2 separate regions of the Homo sapiens genome follow, and region 1 is linked to region 2. Evidence: chromatin loops called from intact Hi-C (ENCODE). Cell type or tissue: dorsolateral prefrontal cortex. All regions are shown on one strand. Each heading gives the region's core, and the rest is flanking DNA. Links, peaks and the distances in the headings are about the cores only.

What was found. Hi-C counts contacts between places; a loop is a spot of excess contacts. Peaks named below come from ENCODE experiments on the same cell type or tissue, not always from the same donor. Only the 100,000 strongest peaks of a DNase experiment are listed, where the experiment ranks them.
Region 1: a loop joins it to region 2, with 16 times the contacts of the local background. A loop is called at or near these places in 63 of 110 quality-filtered maps.

The regions. Positions count from the first base shown.
Region 1 is chr6:97,389,843-97,399,822 of GRCh38, forward strand. The region is part of intron 1 of LOC101927314 (a long non-coding RNA gene); the gene reads left to right. Among named protein-coding and RNA genes, the nearest start is that of MMS22L, 110 kb to the left of the region's middle. In dorsolateral prefrontal cortex, for the core only: CTCF peaks have their summits at 4,502 (motif pointing left) and 4,701; a DNase peak (open chromatin) is centred at 4,469.
Region 2 is chr6:97,063,270-97,073,249 of GRCh38, forward strand. It overlaps KLHL32 (kelch like family member 32), which reads left to right. Exons shown (of 11, transcript NM_052904.4): 5 at 1,359-1,457. Among named protein-coding and RNA genes, the nearest start is that of KLHL32, 140 kb to the left of the region's middle. In dorsolateral prefrontal cortex, for the core only: CTCF peaks have their summits at 5,164 (motif pointing right) and 5,180 (motif pointing right); no DNase peak of the experiment used is centred there; H3K27ac peaks cover 1,542 bases.

The DNA of each region.
Region 1 (9,980 bases), core at 747-8,746, 330 kb after region 2:
AGCCTGGTGACAGAGCAAGACTCCGTCTCAAAAAAAAAAAAAGGATTGCAAGAGGCAGGAATAAAGGCAGGGATTTATAATTTCGGACCTCATTCACTGCTATAGAAACTTATAAATCCAAACATGATCAAAACTCTTACTTATCAATGGATCATTGATTAATGGTTTGAGGCAGTGGTAATATGTATATTTTGTATTTTCATCTTTGAAGATTGCCATTGAGGTCCCTTTTGGTAAGCTGGGCTCATACTTTAGGTTTATTTTCTGATTCCAGGAGTTTATGTCAACATCAAGGTAAGAATAAAATATATTACATTGAGGGCAATTACACACACACACACACACATACACAATTGTGTGTTTTGTGTAATATAATGCATTTAGGAATTCATGAGTGAGGCAAATGGGTATGGAACAATTTGATGAGTCTGAGATTTCTGGTTTGTGACACAGGATAACCTGAAGAGAAGAGCGGTTCTGAAGGATGTGGAGTTGAAGGGTGGAGAAGATTCAGCATGGACCACTTTTGCTTTGGAAGGTCACTGGGAACCTAGCTTTCTTTTAGGGCTGTCTGATGATCCCAAGCTCAGGACTGGACACAGGTTATACACAGTATGCTAGGGCTTCTGTGGATGAAGCCTAGGCTAGACCCTTGGTGCTGTTCAAACCTCCTTGTTATAGTCTGGTCTAGTTCCAGGGAGGGGCTGGAAACTGGCCCTATTTCTACAGGAGAAGGTTGGGTCTTCTTATTGGAATGATCTTCTATGCCAGTTTTTGTTTCTTTTTTTTTTCAGTTATTGTTTCTACAGGTTGTATTGGCAGCTGGTGGGTTTCTGAGTTAAATATTTTGTACTACTTGTGAGACTGTTGAGTATTTTATGTCCCCAATTACAGATATAGAACTTTATGTACTCAAGTGTATCAGACTTACATATATATAAGCACCTAAGGATAAAGGTGAATGGGTTCTAATTTACAAGTAGTTAATTTGGATCTAAAATTGAGAGACACTCATTTCAGAAAACTTTTAGGACTCAAATTTCAACTGTGTTAGTAAAAGAATTTTGAACTTCAATCAGAAAGTTAATAGGCTTTAATTACCTTTATTTCTCCTTTACTAGCCTTCTTGTTTATTGGATTTGGAAATTTTCTAACTTGTAAGGACTAAGCCAAGATTTTGCTTTCCTCAGGGAGCATTTCCTGCTACATCCTCGTAGTCCGTTTTTCCATCCTCTATCCATCCTTTATCTCTAATCCTGGCCTTCCCACATCATACTGTATTATAATTATATGTTTATATATGTTCTGTCAGATTGTGAGCTCCAGTGGAGCAAGCCCTGTCTTGTTCCACTCTGTCTTCTGGGCACCTAGCAGAATGTCTGCATAAGAAAGAAAAGAAAAGAAAAGAAAAAGATGGTGGATTTAATGAATGCAGCAAGTATTGCTGTCTTTGTTTACATATTAGATTCAGTGACTTCCATCTATACCTCAATTTCTAGAGCTATGACAGGCACATAGGTTTCTTTGTGTTTTCTTTTTTAAAACCGTTAAAAAATAGCATCAAAAAAGCAGCCCTAGTAAAACACTTACTTGCTTAGATCGTATGTTCATGTGAAACCCACACATACATACACACACACACAAACACACCCACTATTTTAAAAAGCATGAAACAAACTAGTTCAGCACAGTGGTCATTTTGATGGGAGAGAGAAGTATGGTCAATGAATGGGCCCTGGGTAGGACTCCCACTATATAGGTAATGTTTTATTTTGATCTGATGATACATAAACATATGCTCATTGCATTCTTTATTCATTTTTGCACATCCTATTTTATGCATATGAATAGAAGGTACTGTAATCTTGAATAGAATCTTCCTATCATAGGACATCTTGTATTAAATGTTTTAAATGAGAATTAGCAGATCTGGGGAACTATAGAGGCTTTTTTGATTTGTTTTACCTATAGGAATTGCATTTTGGACATAGATTTTAATGTTATGTTGAAATAAATCGTCTAATCAACATTTTCCCTAAATATTTTATAAATATGCAAAATTTATCAAAGTGCACTTGTATGTAGATCTTTTGACTATATATATAGTCTATATATATTTATATATTTATGTATATATATATAAAAATTCATATATTATATGTATTTATATACTACATATATAGTTAAAAGATCTACATACATAAATACATGTTTATCTATCGATATAAATATAATAAATATATTACTATATTTATTACATATTAATATATTTATATTCACCAAAGCTGAAGTGCAATAGAGTGATTATAACTAACTGCAGCCTCAAACTTGTGGACTCAAGTGATCCTCCTGCCTTAGCCTCTCGAGTAGCTGGGACCACAGGCATGTGTCACCATGCCCAGCTATTTTTTATTTTTCATAGAGATAGGGGTCTCACTTCGTTGCTCAGGCTGGTCTTGAACTCCTGGCTTCAAGCAATACTCCCTCTTCAGCCTACCAAAGTGCTGGGATTACAGGTTGAGCCGCTACACCCAGCCACTATTTTTATACATAGCTTTAAAAGTTTTGAAAAATTTTCCTGGGGGACTGATATTACTAAATGTCTATCTTTTCATGACTCCTCCATGCATAAAATATAATTAAGGAAATGGAAGGGCTAATTTAATCTGTAAATATTTTAGTAATGATAAGATATTAAAGAAAGCAGAAGGACGAAAGGAAGGAAAGCTGGGTCAGGGCGGGGGGATAAGGAAGACTTCAGGGAGAAAGCAAATGAATTGAGCTTTGAAGAATGAATAAAGGTTTGCCAAAAGGCTGTGGAGTGTGAGGTCAAAAGCATTCCAGACAAGAAAAAATTTCATGCAAAGTTCTAGAGATGTGAAAGGATGAATCATATGATTAGAGAACTTGGGTTAATTAGGAATTGCTGGATTTTAAATTGCAGGTGGAAGACACTATTCAGAGGAAGGTAGAGATCAGAAAACAAAGAACCTTATTTCCTTCTAAGGAATCTAGGCTTTATTTCTAAGTGATGGGAATTCTGAGGACTTTTGAGTGATAGGGCCAGGTTTCTGTGAAGTTAAGTTTAGATTTGTGGGATGAGATCATAGAAGGAAGGGAGTTAGGAGATTATCAAATGTTTGGGGCAGAGATAATGAGGTCTTAGGCTCAGAGCAGAAGGTTGAGGAGAGACAACTGAGAATAGAGGCTTAGAAGGGAGGAGGGAAATGGATGTGGGAGCAAGAGATGGGGAGGGAAAATGACATAGAGGAGCAGAAGTAGGTTAAGGAAGTCAAGCGTCCTGAGAACTCATTATTAACTCATACACATATATAGGCAAATAATGTTTTGTTGCAGACATGTGTTGTACAAAATAGAAAATAGTAAATCTGAATCCCATTCATTGTATAGATACTGATTTTTAAATATATGTCACACAGGCAGAACACACAAAGACATAAAGGTGAGTGGAGATAATTTTCAAAAGGAAACCTCTCAGTAAGGAAAATCACAGGTTGCTTGCTGTTTGATTCAGAATCAAAAGTGTTAATTGAAAATTGTTATTTATATTTCCCTAAAGTCTCATGACACTTTTTTGGTCTACTTATATTAAAATGCGGATAACACAAGGTATGATGAGGTAATTTTTTGCCACTTTCTAAACCTCTTGTTATTCACTCTAGTTGTTTAAGTGTTGAATTTCTTTGTCTTGTTAAAAAGTGTCCTGTTGCTGAATGGTACAAGTACTAGATCTGTTCATTAGTAGCTAATTTTATTTATATTTAAATGAAGAAGTTATTGATGGAAGGAGCAATGTCATAAAGAAAATCGAAGTAAACATTTTATGTATAAAAATTAGATAAATGGTTCCTTTTGAGTGGGAGAAAGAGGGACCAGTCCAGAAAGGAAGAAGGGTACTTCCTTGGCCATAAATGCTTTTCTTATGTTTTTGGTGCCTTGTTACCTGAAAGTAGATTTGAGGAGTGTGAGATGAACAGCATTAGTGGAACCATTAGAGAGGTGTAGGCCACCTCTTTTGCTTTGAGATCTGTTTCTTAAACTGAGAGAATCAGAGGGATGACTAATCCAACTAGGGGGAAATTGATCTTAGATTAAAGAGTCCAGGGTGAAATATAGTAAATTCCATTTTGGGGTCTGTAGAGTTAGAGTAAACTGCTAATTGGACAGCTAATATGTAGTGAGGTAAGATATCAATCATGTATCATAGAATTCTAATTTCTTTTAAAAATTTAAAGTGTATTGATACTTGTTCACATAATAATTACATTTCTTTTTGAAATAATTTTTAAGAAAGAAATTATCTCTGACTAAAATACTGATAATACATGCTTTTAAATCTGTGAGGAATTGGGTGCAAAGAACCAGCAGCCTAGAAAAGAGACTTCTAGATTTGTTGAATGAATGAATGCTTGGATATCAACACATCGAGGTGCTCTGGCTGCTTACACTGCTTCACTGAGCACTACTCCCACCTAGTGGCAATCTACCTGTAGTGCATGGGTATTTTAAAGGAATGAAAACTGAAGTTCTCTGGAAGGGAACTATGTACTTTGACCTCCTGTCAATCATACTTCAACATTATTAAATTTATTGAAGGAAGAAGCCTTGTAACATTCAATTCTGAATTTTCTATAAAAATGTAGTTGAAGATTTTGTTCACCATATTCATGATTCAATGTAGCTTATTTGAAAGAACAGTCTTTTAATAATTCCTAGAAATAAAAAAATAATTTACAAACAAAAAATAATTTACAAATAAGAAAAATATAAATTGCTAATATATGGACATATTTCAACCTCATTAAGTAACAAATAAATGAACATTTGGATACTATTTCTCCCTGTCAAAATAGCAGATTACAAAAAACAATAATATTGTGCTATAAGGAAGAAATGAAGGAAGTATCTTCAATAATTATTATTGGTGGGTGAGCAAATTGGAAAAATCATTTTATTTTAATTTTTAAACTTTTTACTTGTGAATAATTTCAAACTTAAAAAAAGTTACAAGAATATAATTAGTACAAAGAACACCTGCATGACTTTTACCTAGATCTATTATTAATATTCTAACCCATTTGCTTTATAATTACCTTGCAGACCATTTGAAGCTAAGATACAAAAATCGTGACCTCAACACTTCTGTATGTATTTCCTAAGAATAGGGATATTCTCTTACATATCCACAGTACTGTTATTGGCTTTGATGAATTTAACATTAATGCAATGATGTTTACTATCTAATCTACCATTCATTTAATAATTTTGTCAGTTGACTCAATAGTCTTTTATATTGATTTATTCCCCTTCAGTACAAGATCCAGTCTAAGATCAGCTGTTGCATTTAGTTGTCATGTCTCCTCATCCTCGTTTAATCTAGAACTGTCCTGCAGCCCTAGTTTGTCTTTTATGACTTTGACTTCTTTGAAGAGTATAGCTGCTTTCTTTTTCTTTAATACATGATTCTACATGTTGTGTTTGTCTAATGTTCCTCATTAGATTCTGATTATACATTCTTTGTTGAAATGCTTTTTATGTGATGTTGTGGCTTTCTCAAAGTATCACATCTGGAAGCACATGATGTCCATCTGCCCTTCCTTGACAATGTTCATTTCATTTACCTGGTCAAAAGTGGTCTGATTTCTTCATTATGTAATTATTTTTTTTCCCGTGTAGAAACACTTTAAGAACATAAAAATATTCTACTCTTTATAAAATTCTCCTGTAACCTAGTACCTATTGATCATTTTGTTAGTTCCTATCTTTACTGTGATGGTTGTAGAATGCTGATTTTCAACTCCAGTACCCCCTTTACATTTATCACCTGGCCCTAAGCATTCTATTGTAAGCAAATTGCCTCCCTTCTTTCTTATTTGTCTGTATAGACTCATTAATTCCAATTTTTTAAAATGACTTATAATTCATTACTGTACTCATTGTCCCAGATTTGGCCAGTAGAAGCCCCTTCAAGATGACTCCTTCAAGGTAACAAAGAAAGAAAAATAAGAAAAATGCACATATGTGATCTTGCTTCCTTTTTTTTTGAGACGGAGTTTCACTCTTGTCATCCAGGCTGGAGTGCACTGGCACAATCTCGGCTCACTGCAACCTCCACCTCCTGGGTTCAAGTGATTCTCCTGCCTCGGCCTCCTGAGTAGCTTGGATTACAGGTGCCTGCTACCATGCCCAGCTAATTTTTGTATTTTTTTAGTAGAGACAGAGTTTCATCATGGTGGCCAGGCTGGTCTCAAACTCCTGACCTCAGGTGATCCACCTGCCTTGGACTCCCAAAGTGCTGGGATTACAGGTGTGAGCCGCCGCGCCCGGCCTGCACCTTGTTTTTTAAATCTACCAAAATGTTGTGGAAGTTATTCCATATCAGTTCATAGTGATCTTCCTCATTCTTTTATATAGCAGCATACGTATCACTCCAAGGATTGTCTCTAACAGCAGGATCTTTAAAATGTTTATAGCCATTGATCAAGTAGCTTCAATTTTAGAAATATTTTTTAAAGGAAATTGTCAGAGTTGCAGATAAACGTTTCTATACAAAGATGGTCAATAAAATACCATTTATAATGGTAAAAATTTATGAATGATCTGAAGAGTTTACATTAAAGTAATGATTTGTTTACTATGTCCATGTAATTAAACATTATGTAATCATTAAAAAGGTTCATGTTAAGCAAATCAAACAAATCTCAAAATTATATACTTGGAACTAAAGTAGGTAGAATGCACAGAAAAGAGATAGGAAGGAAATACACTGAAGTGATAAAAATGGCTGTTTCTGAGGGCAGGATTTCTGATTTTTTTTTTAAAAAGTATGTTTCATATTTTTATACTCTCTGATTTATCTTCGGTGTATATATATTCATATTATTTTCAGAAAAGTTGAAATCAGTAATCTAGTGTTATAAGAAGCTTTTCTCCCTTAGAAACTGGAATGCTTCTTCACTGTGAACTATAATAGTCTTTATTATATTGCATTTCTCTTTATGCTCTGGGTGCCAGGAGCCAGGTTTAAAGGTCAAGCACAACAACTTAGAAAGCAGACACTTGAGTTGTCTTTTTCTTAACTTTTTAATATCTGTTTTTTAACCTTATTATGACATCTTGTTGAAAACTATCTCAAATCAGTTTTTAAAAGAGGTGGGATATAAATAAATAGAATCTAAATGAAATTTCTACGTAACAATTGTCCAAAAACTGCTGAGGTAGACATTATGGATACATAATAGATTTAGTTTTAATATTTAAAGTGTCTTATCATATACCATAGTAATAAAATAGTAGATTTCTCTGATGGTTAGTAGGTGGAATCCGAGAGAAATTTACCGATATTTCTATTTTCTGGAAGAATAAAAAAAAAGAAGGAAAAATTAAATCCACGATACTGAGTTGACACTGTAGAAAATCTACTCAAAAGCAGATTTAAGTTGGACCTTAAAAAGTTATATTTTTAGAATAGCAGATGTCTCCATTCAAGATAGAACCCACTTGGTACTTCTGTTCCCAGTCGTCCAACCCTACTAATGTTAAACATATGCTTGCTGACCCGCTCTACTCTTCTCTGCCTAGTACTTAGGAATTGTCTAACCCAAATCTTCCATGTTCTCATTTAAGCCAATTCCTTGTGGCGTTGGCCTCTAAGGACATGTAGAACAATTGTTCTAATTTCCATGTGGTGTTCTTTCATAAAAATGAAGACAATTGTTAAATTCAGCTCCTCTTTCTCTGTCCCACTCTTTCAGAATAAATTTAAATGAGAGATAGTAGATCCTTTTACATAACTATAGGGAAATGAACACCAAATAAAAGTAGCAGGGATTTCTGGATTTTGAAAAATTAGAGTTTATTTTCACATATCCACACAATTTCAGACACAAAAGAATGTCACTTCTTATTCAAAGAATTAAGGAAATAAAATTTTCTCTTTTTTGGCAATCAATTATTTAAAAAGTCTTACAGTAGGACCTTCCCGCCACAAATCTGACTACCTTTATGCTTCAATTTGAGCACTTGTCCTCAGTGGAGACGGAAAGAAGCAGAAGTTACATAACTGAATTAACCTGACAACTCTTACTAAGCTTCTTTTGATTTTTTTCTGTCTTTTAGGATAACAAATTTGGTCCTTTAAACTTGTTCTATAGATATTATTTTCTAACCAATTAACCATATCTGTAGCTTATCTATGAATTGTTTCCAGATTGTTCACATATAGTGATGTGTCACTTAATGTCAGTATATATTCTAAGAAATGTGTCCTTAGGCAATTCTGTCATTGTGCGGACATCACAGGGTATAGTTACACAAACCTAGATGGCATAGCCTACTACACACCTAGGCTATATGGTCTGGCCTGTTACTACTAGGCTATAAACCTGTACAGCATGTTACTGTACTTAATACTGTATGTGATTGTAACACAATGGTAAGTATTTGTGTATCTAAACATAGAAAAGGTACAGTAAAAATATGTATTATAATCTTATGGGACCACTGTCTCATATGCTGTCCATCATTTACCAAAATGTCGTTATTCTGTACATGGCTGTGCTTCCGTTGCCATGCATCTTAAACAAGACACAGTCTATAATCATCAAGCTATTATATTAAATATATGAAAATATCTTCTCACATTTTATGCTGTTTGTGTTACTCAATTTGCTTCTGGACTTGCTTTTATGAAAATGCTACTTTATTACAGATTTCTGTTTTAAGTACACCAATCAGCCTAAGATCACTAATAATCATCATTCAGACTAGTAACCATAATTCAGCATCAGGAGGGGAGAAACTATATTTGTTTTGCTCATGATTATATTTGCGGTACCTGACACACAGAAGACACTTAAATATTTGTAGCTGACCAACTGAATGGGTGAAATTTTCTGTAGCATTTCATAATTGGCAGCACAATTTTTAAACAGAATTTCATTTAATTTTCAAAGCCATTGGCAAGCTTGTTATTATAAGCTGTGGGAACTGGAATTCAAAATAATCTGTGAAAGGTTACTCTTAATCACAAAGTAGTGGGGCTGGGCGTGGTAGCTTGTGCCTGTAATTCTATCTGCTTGGGAGGCTGGGGTGGGAGGATCGCTTGAGCACAACAGTTCAAGGATGCAGTGAGCTATGACTCTGACACTGGAAAAAAAAAAGTAGTGGAACCAATTGTTTACCTACATCACTGTGCTGTGTAGAGGTAGTGTGCACCTTGGAAGATGGTGTGGTCTCAACTTGCAGAACAGCTAAGTTACAATGAGTGTCAGTGTGAAACAGGCCAGGTCAGGCCAATGGGACTTCAGAATGTGGTATAGAAACATAAGCAAAATTATTTTCTCACGTTATGTTGGTTTCTTGGATAAACTAGTGTTTTTGAGCCTATTTTTCTCATCTGCATAATGAGGGTAAGGGTGATATCTATTAACTATTTCACAGAGCATGTCTTATGAGCACAAAGATACAGAGAGTGTGTGAGTTTAAAAGTACTCTGTAGACTGTAAGGTACAATGCCTGTGCTGGGTGGTGGTGGCACTGGTGTTACTGCACCATGTAGTGTGTTCCTCTTTCTTGACCGGAAAAGGTTGGCTAACCCATAATTTAGATAAATGCTCCTCTCACTGACAAGAAGTAGTCAATATATGTGCACAACAAATATAATGTAAACTGTATTTCCAGTTTTAAAAATCTTTCTGTGTTTGGTCCCTCTATCTCACAGGCTGTCACTTTGGTTACCAAACAACCCCCAATCTCCACCCCCACCCCATCATCCCTATCCATTAAAATGAGAAGACTTGCATTGCTTTAGGTGAGGTACCCTGTGAGACCATGTACTTTTAAATATAAATACCATATTTATTAGATATTTGATAATGCTACTGCATTCAATGTTGTTTGTTTCTAGGTATATCTTAAGGTATCAGTGATGATCTATATATTTCTTAACAGTTCAGGTC
Region 2 (9,980 bases), core at 778-8,777:
AAACTATTTTGAAGATAGAACCAGCAGGACTGGCTGATGGATTCGATATAAGGCCTAAGGAAAACAAGAGTCAAGAATGACCCTGAGGTTTTCAAACCTACCATCCAGTAGAAAGAGAACCTATAGTGATGCAGGAACAAGAGGGGAGAATTGCAGGCAGAAGGGGTTGGGATCAAGCACACAAGTGGACTGTTGGGGAGAGCAAAAGGTACTGATACAGATGTAGGTAGATAGGTTGGTAGATTTGGTGGTAAGAGGTTTTCAAAGATCATGAAGTGAAAATCCAGTGGCAGAGAAGGAGTTGGAGGCTTGAGAAAGGAGCGTGCTGAAGTAGTAGAGTGGAGGGGTGAATTGACTAGTGCCTCCCTGTGCATCAGAGCCACTCAGGACACTTGTTAAAAACACTAGTTGCCTCACCCTGAAACTTACTGATTCAGTATGTCTGGGAGGCTCCCAAGAGTTTGCAGTTTAATAAGTTCCTAGGTGATGCCAATGCTGCTGGTCCAGAGACCAGATTCAGGAAGCACTGGGCTGGGGAAATGGGTTAGAATGGAGGGCTGGGGCATCACTAAAGGCCTCCTTGCACCTGGCAGTAATTCATGTGAATTTTGTCAACATGGTCGTGTGCCTTTTTTCCAGCCCTGATCAGCTGCTCAAGAGCTGGCAGCAGTAGGTAGATAATTGGACTTAACAAAGTGAAAAATTGGTATCACCAGGATACTTGGGAGGCATTACCTCTATGTGATGTCTTTGTATTCTGAAAATGCTAGTTGAACCTCCTTTATTTTAAATAGAAAGGATAAGAGAATCTGAGACTGAGAAAGAGGAAAATGGAAGTTTGCGTATGAAGCTTACTGTTGTAGGACTTAGAAGTAAAATGGACTAATATCCACCTCTGGTCTTATATGGCAAGGAGAAACATATGCCCCTTTCCCTAAAATACCTGTTTCTGTGGTCTACTAAAGAGCAAAATTCTGAAATATACTTTGAAAAACTAAAACTCAGTTCTTTTGCATTTTATAAGATTATATCACAAACTGAATTTTAAGAGGGTTATGTTTTTCTTTGAAAATGTTTATACCCTTCTACAAAAAAATAAGTGGTTAAGTGCAGAGCTTCACACACACAAATGGTATCAGCACATGCAGTAAAGAGAAAAATTGGCTGTTAGAGTAAGGGCCACAGCTCATTAATCAGAACAGGAAGAGAAGAACTGACTTCCATAAAAAGGAACAGTGTTAATTGAAATAGAGTACGTAAAGCAGCAATTTAAATATACTATGGTATATCTACATATTAAGCAGCATTATATTTTTAAGTGTAACTGATAGTTTTATTTTTGTTAACAAACAAAACAGATTTTGCTGGAGCCAGGTGTGATCCAGGATGTGCTAGCAGCGGGCAGTCACCTACAGCTGTTGGAGCTTCTCAATTTATGCTCCCACTATCTCATCCAGGTATGTGAGCTTGCATCCTGCTCATACACCCTTCACATTCCTTTCCCCACAGTCATAAGCTGGCCCCCAACAACTGGAGCTGAATGACAGGTAAAGTGGGGGTGGGGTGTGGGCTGTGGTAGTAGAGTTTCTCCAGGACACAAGCTGAGAAGTTCCTAGGAGGGCGGCTGCAGCTCTTGCATCCAATCACAGAAGCAGGAGTCTTCCTCCACTGTCCTGCCCACCTTAGGTCCCCACGACCATTGAGCAGCCGATCAACTCAGTGACCATGCACAGGGTTCCCTGCAGGAGCCGGGGGAGGTGTCGCTAAAAGGAGTCCTAGTCCGAAGCAATATTGTCTGGTTATGGAAATAATCACAAATGCAAGAAAAGTCTAATAGTCATTGAAGATTTCAGTAACAGTATCTAGTAAATCACAAAGTCCTATGTAATTAATTACCATGTGAACTTCCCAGGCAGTAAATGCCGGAGAAGGGATGAGTAATGTGCGTATTCCTCCCTGATTTGCTGGTCAGGAAAGGCCCCATGAGAAGGAGGGAGAGAAAACCCCCGAACACCAAGCACTGACTGTGTGTTCACAGTTGTTTCACATTCAGTCCTCACAATAACTTTGCCCATTTTTATAGATCTAAAACATCAGAGACTCAAAATATATCCAACTTGTCTGAGGCAATATGGCTGGTAGGACGTTCTGATTCCAAAGACCATTTCTTGGTTGGATGAAAACTTCTTGTTAGGTAGGAGTCTGTGGGGCATCTTAGGCAGACAGCATGGCTATGAGTCTCTTGGACTTTATAGAGTGTTACTAACTAATTTGCAATTTTAGGATCCTCCCACTTCCCCCACTGGTGTCACCTTCACTTGCATTTATTATAGCATTAAAAAATTAATTTGAAGAAATAATAAATTCATCACACAATTTAATTCCACTATCTTTGTGCATATGACATGATATTAGTGAGCAGAAAAGTTTTGTTTTCCTGCCCAATTACTTTATTTTCCTTTTAAATCACTTTCTGTAATTTTAAATGTATACTTTTATCATTGACTTCTGTTACCTCTTAGGTAGTTTACAAAGCTCTTTCTCATCTAGCATCTTATTTAATCTTCCCAGCAACCCTGGAAAATAGGAACCAGCACTTCCCAGGGAGACAGTGTGAGGAAGGTCAGCCATGTTCACCTGAGGAAAATTCAAATACAGTTTATGGAATTCTTATGATTATTTGAGCACATTTAATCTAACAGTAAATGGTTAATGATTTTTTTTTACCTTATTTTCCTTTCTTTTCCTCTCAATATTGTTACGTGGTATAGGAAAGCTATTTTTAATCCCTTTCTGCCTGTAGCAAATGGGAATCATGTAGAAAGGTTATAAGACTTCAAAAGTGTGTGTTTGACTTGTGAAATTAAAATTACTTTTATTTGACATTTCTACATCAAATATTGCAACTTGGGCTTTACGCATCATCACCTGATTCACTTTCCCCATGGCAGATAGTAATCAGTGATGCATGCTGACACAGTTTGGTTAGAGCGTTAGTTATCATGATGTACATTATAAATGGTGTGTATATGCAGGGGTGTGTGGGTATACCTAAGCCTATAATTTTCTGTAAGTGAGAATTCCAGATGAACATTAAAGGTCCATGGGTATTTTCCTCTATCCCATCAGATGGGTGATCTGTTGAGATACTAAGTGACTTGTATACTTTGGAATTTAACTTCTGCATTTCATTATTGTGCTGAGGTAAAAGTGTAGCATGCATACATGCTTGTGGACCGTTATTATTCAGGCTTCTTGAATAGTGGTTGAAATTTTCACTGACTTTTCACAAATGTTTTCATTTTGTCATGTAACTTTACTTTTTCTTTTTATCTGTGATTATTGCAAGATGTCAAACTTGTAGAAGGAAATTTTGACTATATGAGTATCAAAATCATGTCGACGTAGAAACCTTCCTTATTTCAGCCTTTAAAAAATATATATACCCTGCTTCTCTCTTAGGATTATAAAAATCACAGACTGGGTCAATTCAATCTACTTTTATATTTTGATATAGTCTCCATAGCTATATCTATTTGCTGTGTTTTGGTAATATTGTTCAACTGATTTTTAATTTAATGTGGGACTATTTCATTGAGTATATAAAAATAATATTTTATTAATGTGAAAAATTCCCAGTGCTTAAAATGTACCCAGGAATTGTGCCCCTTCAATCAATGCTGATATATTCTCTATCTTTGTGTGGTACTTTGTCAACTAGGAGTTTTTGAAACCGCTCTCTTCACTAAGATGTCTGGTATTGTTTTGTTGTTCTTAAAATGCCATTCTTTCTTTGGTTTCTCTGCCAGAGGAGTGAAGGGCAGACCGGCTCAAATATACCATTGCCCTCCAGTGCTCACTACAAAGCAGCTCCAAGGGAAACCGTTGGTGGAAGCTCCCTGAGCCTCACCATCCTGCAGTTCCTGTGAACATGTAAATGGTGCTGCTGCCCTCCTGAAAAGGAAAGGGATACCTGGCACTGTGTGGGCTCCTTTCTCTTTCATTTCCTCTGGCAGGCTGCTGAGAAAAGGAACCCCACATGGCAGGAGCAGTGCTCCTCTGTGTCAATGAGGACAGCTATTTAATTAGCCCCCTAATTAGCCTTCTCACAGGTTCTCAAAGCATGTGTGTGGGAAAAAGGAAAGCTGGGCAATGTATTTAATGCTAATTGATGGGGGGGTGCCTTTCTTTAGGCTCCCATTAATCTTGTCTATAGGTTACAGTACCCTCCTGAGCAGTCTGCTTGTTTCTAGCCTCAATCTGTGGTAACCCATGGCCCCCAGACCATCACTATCTTTCCCAAGAAAGGGAACCACATATATTGAGGGCCTATCCATGCTGAGTGTTTTGCAGGGACTCCCATTTCCACTGCTAAGTCACCCCTTAACACTGGTGGGTGTTGTTTTCTTTTTACAGATGGAGAAACTTAAATTCAGAACTAGGATGTTGATCTGGCTTGAAAACTTTCATTAGCTACCCTGATCATCATTCAGGTGCATTATTTCTCCCACAAAAGTCTTTAGCCTCATCTTCAAGGCCAGGCCTGTTCCTCCCTGGCTTCATCTCCAGCCACTGTGCCTTTCCTAGCCTGCTTTGTTCTGGGCCCTAAGGCAGAGTTTTCATATTGGGACTTGCCATTAGGGGAGAAGATTCATTGGTAGATATCCTCAGTGGCGGGCAGAGCCTCTCAGTCCCCTTTAGATTGTACCAAGGGGTAGGAATGGGGAAAACTTCATACAGACACACACACACACACACACACACATACACACACCATCACCTCTGCTGATGCACAATGCCATAAGATCAGGAATATTGGCAACTGAATTTTGTGTTACATCTCCTGCAAGTGATGCATCAGAAGCTTTGATGAAGATGTCTCTTTTTTGCCGTTACCTTTCCAAAAAAGAAAAAAAAAAGTTTATACATTTTGTATCACCTTGCCCAAGCATATTATATTGTTTTATTAACAACCATTCTTTATGTGCACCAAGTATCATTGTCTTTTTAATAATATGCAATTTAAATGTATTGATAAACAGAACCATCATGTAGACTTTTCAAATAAAACCACCAAAGTACTGAATACGCAACTCCCTTTTTGATAGGAATATAGGTTTAATATCTATTGCTAGACAGCAGGTGGCAGTGTGAATCCACCAGAATTCAGTAGTTAATTTAAAGCAAAAATCAGAAAAAATAATGAAAAGAAAAATTATTTATTTTGCTACATATTAGTCTTCTGACCTAATCAGTAAAAAAGTCATTATTCACACCACACTGGGCAATATGCACTGTAATTTTTAACAAATAATAGGAAACTGTTAATGTGTTCACAGGAAATACAGTTTTGTCTTGGGCTGCTGTGGTCATTTATCAGCACACTTTGTGAAATCACTCATTTGTTCTAATTTGAATGTAAATGACTCTAAGGTTTTACAAATAAGGTGACAGACTCACATAAATGTAATTGCAGGGTTCATCTCCCTCTTTTTATATATCACTCATTAGGTTATGAATTAAATACATCGTATTAAACCAGGGGCATGTCCAATGATGATATTGTAATGGCAAATTACTCTATGCTATTAGAGGTGTATTTTTTATTCATGGACATTAATTTGTCATTAAGCGGCATTAGTTTAGCACTTTTATGTGAAAGACGTGACCTGCAAGAGGAGGCGTGCTGCTGGGATGTGAGAGGCTGGGACGCAAGGGCGATAGGTAGAGCATTTTATCATTGTAAGGGAAACAGAGAAGGGGGGGGTCTGTTGCATTTGTTTTGTTTTCTGTTTTTACAGCATGAAAGATCATTTCCTCAGATTGAAGGCATTGTTCTGTTTACAGCGTGCACATGTGGATCATCGAGTAAAGCAAAGCCCAAATTCTTACTATTCTTCACTCAGAAGCCAAGGAGGAACATAAAGGGAACAGGAGGGAGAAAGGGTCCTGCCCTAAATCTCCTTCTCTGTAACTGATGTTTACTCAGCATCCCTTGTCTTCGTTAAATTTTACACTAAGTGGGCTACAGTGAAAATTAGTTATTTTCTCTCTTCAGTTAAGGTACAAAGGTTTAAAAAATGCTATTCTCTCACTAGGGAGTTAAGGAGAATTCTGGGTGATTTTGTTCCTTTTTTTTTTTTTTTTTGTACCAATGGCAATTTCAGTAAGAAACTATGTTTCCACTTTCAATTCTGAGAAGCACTAGATTCTTGAAATACCTACATCAGGGCTGAAGGTATCTGAGTGCTGTTTTTGCATCATTCTGCACATGGTTTAATGTAGTTGGAAAATGTCTCACCACCTCCAGTTACACTGTGGGGCTTTCGAGCAGAGGGATCACACCTTATACTGATTTTATGCCTTATACCCTCCCTCCCTTCACATCGTGGGAGTTCATTATGTACTGAGGGATTGAAAGGTGCCTCCATTAAGTAATTTTTCTCTGCTTTTTAAATATTAAAATTTATGTTATAGTAGGAAAAATATACTACCAGCCTTTCATTAGTTTTGCCCACTGAATACATTTTTTTGTTAAAAATACTTTCTTCGGGGATTAAATTTGACACTGAGGAGCTCACATATTTTACAGTATTATAATAGATTATCATTTTTAATTAAGTAATACTACAATGACTTATAGGAGGTTATCTCTTCTAAACAATGTATTATTATAATTTTAATTATTAAATTAAGAGTATCACCCAAATACATAATATATAGTGGGTGTTCTGAAGACAATAACTTCTCCTCAAGATTGAGGAGAAGTTATAACTCATGTTCATTTTTCTTCAACACTGAACCATTTTTTCCCACATTAGAGAAGACAAATGATTGTACCAACATATATATTTAATATACTCATAATCAAATGCACTGAGTGCTGTTCCATAGTTCACTAGAGCTGAGGCTTTTGTGTTTGGAGAAAGTTAAAGTACAAAGTTTGGAAAACATATTACAAGTGGTTTAATCTTTTGGATTATTTTTAATCAGCGAAAATGATCAAAAAGGGTGGAAATGTATCAGACCTATTAAATCATAGCCAACTAGTAATTATTTGTTCTAATCAAGAGTATTTGCTATCTGGCATGGGTAATCCAGAATATCATATTTGCCAAATAACATTCATATTTGGCTTTGAAATGCATCATAAGATCTGCAGTAGCCATTTTAGGGTCCCAATTAATTTTTTTCATATGCTATTATGTTGGCTTTTATTCCCTAAGCCCACACTAAAGGATGTCAGGAAGCGACAGCCCAGAGGCACACTGGCTGGCCAGGGAAGTCATTTCAGCATTTTAATCTGTTATATGGATAATGTAGGATTGACTGTATCTTCGTTTGTGAGGATTTTAAAGAGGAGAAAGATTCTCCTGAAAGAATATCTCTTGAAAGAGTTCACTAATAATATTAGTCATTTCAAACCTAAGCTAACTGTTGTCAGCTGGGTGATTTTAAAATCACTTTCAGTATGCATTTTTCTTCTTAAAAATGAAGTGTTTCCAGGATTTTATTCATGCTAGAGTTCAGAATCAATAATCAAAACAAACAAACATCAATCTCACTGAGTTCCATTATTAATACTTGGAAATTGGTGGGGGGTGTGTAAAAGAAGATCTGTGTTTCATTTGAGATATTTATTCTCCCACCCACCCATCTGTAAATATTTCTAGTCATGGTGAAATGTCTCTCCTCTTTCCTGAAGCTAAACCACCTTTCTGCTCCTTATTCCATCAGTTACGCCCTGTGTTTCCTCTGGTTTTGATTTCTCCTACTTTACTGGCACTTTTCTTTCAGTTTATAAATAGGATCAATAAGGCAGGAGACACTCTTCTTCATCTCTCATTACCGCAGCTGCTCCTTGCCCTCACTACCCAACTGTACCCAGTGTCTTCACTCCTTACCTCCTGTTCATTCTTCAGGCCCATTGAACTCAGTGTTCTGCCTTCATTACTCCTCAAAAGTTCTTCCAACAAAGGTCACCAAAGCCTCCTTATTGTCTGATGCAGCAGGCCTTTGTGGTATCCTAAGTGACTCCTCTACAGCATTTAAACACCGGGAGCTGCATTCTTTCCTGCTCCTCTCTTTCTCGGGGCTCTCTCCTATTCTCCTCCTACTCATTTTCAATACCTTTACAAGTGTTCTTCCATTAGCTCCTTGACTGTCCCTCAAAGCATGGGAGCTCTGCATGGGCACCCTTCCCTTCTGCTCACTATCACTCTCTTTCATGCATCTGGGGAGGGTTACTGACTCCAGCCCTCTCTCCTGAGCTCCAGCCCTGTATGTTCAGCCAGCATTTCACTTGATATGCCACATGCTGCCCAAATTCGCCTTTGCCCAGTCTCACACACCTGTTCCTCCTCATCCTCCCTGTCTTTGTTAAGGGACCATCATCTTTCTAGTCACTCAAACCTTGGCATAATCTTACACTCTGCCAAGACCTCATGAATTCCACTAAATAGTGTTGGTTTAGCCATTTAAATCTTTCTCAGATATGCTACCTTCTCTTTCTCCTCCTTGTCATTGACGTCATTCGGGTTGGGACTATTTTTCCTGGACTGCCCTGCAATAACTCAGCTGCGCTCCCTGCCTGTAGTCTAATGCTAATCAACACTGGACAATCTAAGTTATTTGTCTGGTCCACAAAACAATTTCTTTCCCTAAAATCCAAGCTAGCTTTCCATCTTTTGGTTGCAGAACCATGTCCTTTCTATTTCTTGTCTCTATAATGTACCCTATTCTGACTGTACCCCATGGACAGCTTGTCTTAGCTCCAGGCCAGCTGCCTAGTCTACACTTCGGCTTGGGTATTTCTCAGGCACATGACCTCTCTGAGTGTGAACCCAAGCCAGAAAACCAGGAGTCATCCTAGAATCTCCCATCTCCTTGAGCCCCACATACACTGACACAGAGACCTTTCAGCCCCACCCCCTTAACTTGTTAAATCTCTCTCATTGTCTCTCTTTCCACTACTACTGTCTTCAATCAGATCCACATTACTTATTTTATGGACTAAAGCAACTTCTTGCTAACTGATGAACCTGCTTTCCCTCTTGCCCCATTCCAGTACAGAATTCCAAAATTCTGTTTGATAGATTTTGAAAAGTTTTCTTAATCCATGAAAAATTCTGTTTGATTGATTTTTTAAAAAAATCACAACCTGATCATGTCATATCCTTGCTTAAAATTATTCATTATGATGAATGTGGTTCACATAGTCTTCAGGATGAGGTTCACTCCTTTTAATTTGGTACACAGGGCCTGTCTTTATTATGAAATGTGCTATCTCTTTGGCTTTTTTTTTTTTGACAATTTACTACCCATGTGCAATGCCTGTTCCACAGTCATTATGAACTTTGTGCATTTCCCTGTACCTAATCCTCTTCATACGAAACCTCCTTTTCTGTGAATTATTTTTCCCTCACTTTGTCACCTTCTGAATTCCTATTTAACTTTCAAGTACTTGGCTCACATTGTCTCCTCTTCCAGAGTTGCCTGATCAATCTACTCAGTTGGAATTATATCTTCCTCCTCTTCTTTAATTATGGGCAATCTTCTGGGAGGCCATATTGTTTGTGTTAATTTACTTATCTGTCTCCCCAAGACATAAGTTTATGTCCCAAAGTTGTGTGATGTCGGACAAGTTACTTAACCTCTTTGCCCCCCAACTCCTCATCTGTGAAATACAGATATGGTATCCTATATACAGTCTACCTTTTAGGGATGTTGAAGGATTCAATGAGATAGTGCATGCAAAGTATCTTACAAACACAGTATCCTACATCGGTGAGTGCTCTATAAACCAGAGCCGATATAATGTGGTGCTTCACCTGTGAATTCCTCTATTAATTCCACAGTTATCCTCCTACCCAATCCCCTCACCCCTGTCTTCCCTCATTTCTGGAAATGTCAGCAAATTTTCTGCCTACTTCAAATTGACAACCTATTGGACAAATCTGTTCCTGAAATTTTGGGGAATA